2 separate regions of the Homo sapiens genome follow, and region 1 is linked to region 2. Evidence: read pairs that join two places in POLR2A ChIA-PET (ENCODE). Cell type or tissue: OCI-LY7. All regions are shown on one strand. Links, peaks and the distances in the headings refer to the core of each region. The heading gives the core; the rest is flanking DNA. Region 1 overlaps CHST11 (carbohydrate sulfotransferase 11). Region 2 overlaps CHST11 (carbohydrate sulfotransferase 11).

Region 1 (2,920 bases), core at 156-2,655, 160 kb before region 2:
GAATACTGTAAGAATTATATAATCATTTCATGAAGGAAAATCTTGACAAATATAACACCATTAATTCCAAATATTTACTCCGTCCTTTTAAAAAAAATAAATGTACTGACTAAACAGTGGTAGTACCTCCTACCTATAGGAACCCATCCACAAAACTGTGATCTGATATAAATTTCACGTTGAATGTGTGGTTGTCAAAGAGTTCTTATGAATATGTACAAGGATTTTGGTTATCCACAAAACTGTGATCTGATATAAATTTCAGGTTGAATGTGTGGTTGTCAAAGAGTTCTTATGAATATGTACAAGGATTTTGGTTGTATCAACTCAGCCTATTCCCTGCCGGTATGTAAGCCATGATGTGCCTGTGGGGGTCACCGGGGTTGCCGGCTTATACCTAGATTTGCCAGGCATTTTCACAGTACCTCACTTGATCCTCAAAACAATTCTGAAAAAGGCAGTATCACCACAACCATCAGCATCCCATTTTCCAGACTCACCACGCTGCTGCCGGACTGCTTACCTGATGTCACAGACCTGGCCTCTCCCAGGCCTCCTTTGGACCCTGGTCTTGGGAGAGGGAAGCTTAGCTCCAACTAAAAAGGGGTGTGTGCATGTTAGTTTTCTATTGCCGCTGTAACAAATCACTACAAACAACTGCTTCCATTCTGAAGGTCACAAGTCCTAAAGTCAAGGGGTTAGCAGGCTTGCGTTCCTTCTGGAGGCTCCAAGGGAAAATCTGTTCTGTGCCTTTTCCATCTTTTACAGGTCACTTACATTCCTAGGCTTGTGGCCCCCTTCCTCACATCACTCCAAGCTCTGCTTCCATCCTCACAACATCTCTTTTCCTGGCTTTGACACTCCTGCCTCCCTTATCATCCTGATGATTATACTGGACCCATCCGGATAATCCAGGATAATCTCTCCATCTTAAAACCCTTAACTTAAACTGCCTTTGCAAAGTCCCTTTTGCCAAATAAGGTAACATATTCTTATTGCTTGGAAAAGGGGCAAGGCATTCTGCCTACCATAGCTTGGGAAGCCGTGACTGTAGGCCTTGGGTTTTGAATGGCCCTGGGCCAATGGCAAGGTCTAGGACAGCACCAGAGAAAGACAGGATGTCTGCAGCCCATCGCCTTGACTGGGTTTAACAGGCCGGGCCACACATGTTCATCTTTGAGGCTGGCTTGGCTTTTATTCTCCAAACAGATCCTTTGCCTAGGCCTTGATCAAGATGCCCCCACAAACTGGGGGCTGTGGTCTGTGAGACTCCCCAAGATCCCACTGTGTCAAGCTTGAGATCAGCAACAACGCTGCTTTTGAAAGTCTGCCAAGGCTTTGGACAATGATATTTAGCAAGTTAAATTTGAAATGAACTGATAGAGACAAGCAGGGTTTCTGAGGCTCAAGAAAGACTACACTCTGCGCTCAGTATTAGATAACAAATGGCAGCAATTTGCCATGGGTTGTTTTTGGCAAAGACTTATCTTAACAAGATACTTATCACTTCTTCCTCCCTGGTTTAGTTACACCATTAATATCCTGGGGAAGGAGACTCAATTATCAATTGCAATTGACTGTCATTCTCCTAGCTCCTGGTTTTTATTTCAAGATTATCTAGGCCTGAATCCCAATCATTTTTGTTTTGTTTTGTGTTAGTGAAAAGAAAGTCACAATGTTCTATGCTAGTCTCTGACACAACAAACAATGAACAAAACCAGCCAAGAAAATAAGCTCATTTTGCCACTTGCTCAAGAAAAATGACGCTTTACTCTGGGTAAGTAATAAAAACAAACAAACAAACAAATAAATAAATAAATAAATGGAGAATTTCCATTCCTTGCAATGCTTCTCATTAAGAGAAGGATTGGCAAATTAATTTTACTGTACTGATCTCTCAGGACCTCCATTTTGAAAACAGCGCTAAATCAGCCCATTTCTTGGTACTGTTAAAGGCATGTTGGAAGAGAAGGCTATGGATGAGCATAAGGTTTGGAGATTATCTGTGGATTTCTATTTCTCATTCAATCCCTTTCCCCCATGACCGTGAATAATTGGATGTCAGCTGCTTCTGAACTCCCCTAGTATCTGCCAGTTCCTTGAAGAAGTCACACTTCTTTTCAAACTCCAGCTCATTTATCCTGGAAAATGAAGGAAAACCTATGGAGAGCCGAGGCTGAGATTCTGAACTGAGATTAACTGTTCTATGGATGAGAGAAACTCAAATGAAGAGAGCAGAAGAAAGTTGGGGGGGCACCATTTGGGAGCCATTCTGTGTGGTGACAAAATACCTTTAGGGGACATGTCTCAAGGCAGCCTTCAAGCCTGCTAATTTCCAAATGTCTCTTTAGCATGCAATTTCCCTACAAAATTCAATGAGATCTTCAAGTGGCCCCATCAGACCTAGGATGAAGGCTCACCGGGAATGACAATTATAGAATGACAAAGCTTCCGGGCTGAGGAGTTGGCTGGGCTCACCTATTGGCTAAGGGAACCGTTTCTCCCATTCAAATTTGGTCCTTCGCAAAGATTACAAGTTCCTCCTTGTTAATGAACTTTTGAGTTGCTCTTGAAAAGTAGAAACCAGAATGTTCCATCTGCAAAAACCATGGGCTTAGCATGAGTTAATTTAATTCTTTACCCTTGGTGAATGGGTTTGCGAGATGAGTTAACCCTTTCTGAACCCGGAGCCAACCAAAACCCAGTAAGTCTATGGATCGGTGTAAACAGCCTTCTTCAAAATGGGCAGCCCCCAGATAAGCAGCCCCCACTCCAGCCTCTCCCAGTGCTTGTTTGGGGCTTGCTTTCACTCACTTAGGGCTTCTTGTTAATTAGGAAAGAGACCCCGAATCATTCTGATTCCTGTTTGAACACCAACTCTTGGTTGGGGCTTAGAAGAGAGCGCTCGAAACACGACCCA
Region 2 (2,920 bases), core at 150-2,649:
GAGGGGAGATGGGACTTATATGGTGACCACTTAACCAAAGTACACTACCGGCTGCCCAAAGATGAGCACAAATGTGCAAGTAGAGCTGGGCACAGTGACTCACACCTCTACCAGCACTTTGGGAGGCCGAGGAGGGTGGATCACTTAAGGTCAGGAGTTCAAGACCAGCTTGGCCAACATGGCAAAACCCAGTATCTATTAAAAATGCAAAAATTAGCCAGGTGTGGTGGTGCATGCCTGTAATCCCAGCTACTCAGGAGGCTGAGGCAGGAGAATTGCTTGGGCCCAGGAGGCAGAGGTTGCAGTGAGCCCAGATTGCACCACTGCACTCCAGCCTAGGTGACAGAGCAAGACTCCACCTCAAAAAAAAAAAAAAAAAAGTGCAAGTAGGAGACTTCATTTTCAATCTTGCTACATTGCTTCCACCCTTATTCCTTGCCTCCCTGCCCCAAGAGACCTCTGCTCAAGCTTCTGCAGCGCTTCCCTCCCATCTACAGTTAAACCCAAGGCTCAAAACAATTGTCTCTCTCCGACTTGTCTCTCCCCACTGTGGTTGTTGGCTGCCTCCGTCCCTCTGCTCTGGGCACTCTGACCACCTTGCCATGCGTGTTCTTGCCTCAGGGACCAGATTTGACTTGTGTTGCTCTCTGCCTGGAACATGGCCGGCTCCTTCATTTCCTGCAGGTGTCTGCTCTCAGTGTCATCTTATCAATGACATTCCCTAATTACCTCTATATTATATTGCAACCCCTGCCTCTCACACCCCTCAACCATCTTCTCTGTTTTGTTTTTCTCTTAACACCATCTGATATACCATATATGTCACTTCTGCATTTGCTTAAAGTCTGTCCGCCCCACTAGAATCTAAGTTCCATGAAGGCAGAGATGTATGTATGTGTTACATCTCCAGTGCCAAGAACAGTATCTGGCACAGAGTAGAAGAAAGGAAAAGAGAGAGAGACAGACAGACAGGGGGCTGGGGAGGAGGAGAACAAGTCTGCTTGTAAGTTTCAATCACTCACATTGGATCTAAGATGCATCAAATTACAAGTTCTAGGAAATTTTAACTGACAGATCAGATTGTTCATAGGAAGAACTGCCTCCCCTTTTATTTGTTATAAAGGTGGTGTCCCAAAAATTCAAAAGAAAAACTAAAAAGAAAAAAAAATGAATCAGCAGAATGACTTCTGGTTTTCCTCAGAGTCTGAACTTAGAAGAGGCCTGCTGGCAATGACTTTCATGAGAGCCTTTTTCACTTGACCTCCAGACTAAAGAGAGGTCCTTTTGGTGGGTTTAAGAAGGGAAAGGGTGGTGCCTTTGCTTATGAGCCTTTGACTTCCTGTTTTGAAATGACTGTGCTGATAAAGCTATGAACAAAATGATCTTTCAACCAGACAAATACTGACAGCAGATACCTCTGCTGAAGGATGGATTCCCTCACCCCTCACCCCACGGAAACCCCCAAACCACCCTTTCTGTGGTGCCTGATCACCCCTTTTTATTTTGGAAGGCAATGAAAATGAGGACTGTAACAATCAAAGGAGATCACCTACATCTGTCTCATCTGAGCACAGCAATGAAAATGCTCCATCGAGGTGCAAACATTTAAATGATCAAGGAGAGACCCCATGCTAAAAATGTCTTCTCCTTCAGTTATTTTTTTACTTGTTAATTTTTATAGGTACATAGTAGTTGTATATATTTATGGGGTACATGAGATCCTTCAGTGATTCAATGCTGTTTTCAGAATTCATAACAGTCTCATATTTGAGACCCTCTTGACACCTTTTCAATGGAAGTTTCAGGTGTATAACATAAGAACAGCCCCTACAAATTGGTAAGACTCCAAACTATTCCATGTATAAGCAAAAAGATTCTGTAACGTAACATTAAATTTGTGCAACCACAGCAAAAAAAATAATACCAGACTGACATCCTGCAAAGGGGTAGGGTGGGAGGTGGAGACACATGCAAGTCTATACATTTAAACAGTTATGGTTAAACTTTGTCTTTAACTTTAATAACTAGTTGTGACAATGATGTATTTGTCTAAAATACTTATTATCAAACAGGATACAAAATGCATGATGTTATCTCAACTATGTATATGCATTTTGCATAGTTGAGAAAAATACAGAATATATAAATATATATAAATATATTCTATAATATATTTTTAAAGTACCAGTTGCCTCTTGGTGGTGGAATAATGATTGTTTTTCTTCTATACCTCCTAAATTTTCTTTTTTTCTTTTCTTTTTCTTTTTTTTTTTTTTTTTTGAGATGGTGTTTAACTCTTGTTGCCCAGGATGGAATGCAATGGCACAATCTCAGCTCACTGCAACCTCCGCCTCCCTGGTTCAAGTGATTCTGCTGCCTCAGCCTCCCAAGTAGCTGGGATTACAGGCGTGCACCACCACGCCCGGCTAATTTTTTTTGTATTTTTAGTAGAGACGGGGATTCACCATGTTGGTCAGGTTGGTCTCAAACTCCCAACCTCAGGTGATCCACCTGCCTTGGACTCCCAAAGTGCTGGGATTACAGGTGTGAGCCATCGCACCTGGCCACCTCCTAAATTTTCTAAAATGAGCACATGTTATGTTTACAATTCGTTTAAAATTATAATACAAAATGCATTTTAGGTTCAACCTGATCAAGTGAAAGTGCAAGGGGGTAAAATGAGACATCTTTAAATAAAGGATATAATCTTTCAATACATTCAACCGAGGCAAAGAAATCCCAGGTGACAGTGAAAATAAACATTTTGCAAAAATAAAAATAATAGAGAGGAAGCAGACAGGAGAGAAAAGGCTTTCTCCTCTGAAGGCTTCTTTCTATGAACAGTAGATTTCAAACAAAAACCACAATCCTATGGAGTAACACAAAAGGAAGGTTCTGAAGAGCTGCCTTTACACACTCT

What was found. Peaks named below come from ENCODE experiments on the same cell type or tissue, not always from the same donor. Only the 100,000 strongest peaks of a DNase experiment are listed, where the experiment ranks them.
Region 1: POLR2A ChIA-PET joins it to region 2 with 6 read pairs; 7 of 35 experiments call an interaction of 5 or more read pairs at or near these places.

The regions. Positions count from the first base shown.
Region 1 is chr12:104,619,518-104,622,437 of GRCh38, reverse strand. The region is part of intron 2 of CHST11 (carbohydrate sulfotransferase 11); the gene reads right to left. Among named protein-coding and RNA genes, the nearest start is that of MIR3922, 29 kb to the right of the region's middle. In OCI-LY7, for the core only: no CTCF peak of the experiment used is centred there; no DNase peak of the experiment used is centred there.
Region 2 is chr12:104,461,528-104,464,447 of GRCh38, reverse strand. The region is part of intron 1 of CHST11 (carbohydrate sulfotransferase 11); the gene reads right to left. Among named protein-coding and RNA genes, the nearest start is that of CHST11, 6.0 kb to the right of the region's middle. RefSeq lists an enhancer at 1,463-1,512. In OCI-LY7, for the core only: no CTCF peak of the experiment used is centred there; a DNase peak (open chromatin) is centred at 1,317; H3K4me3 peaks cover 968 bases; H3K27ac peaks cover 1,336 bases.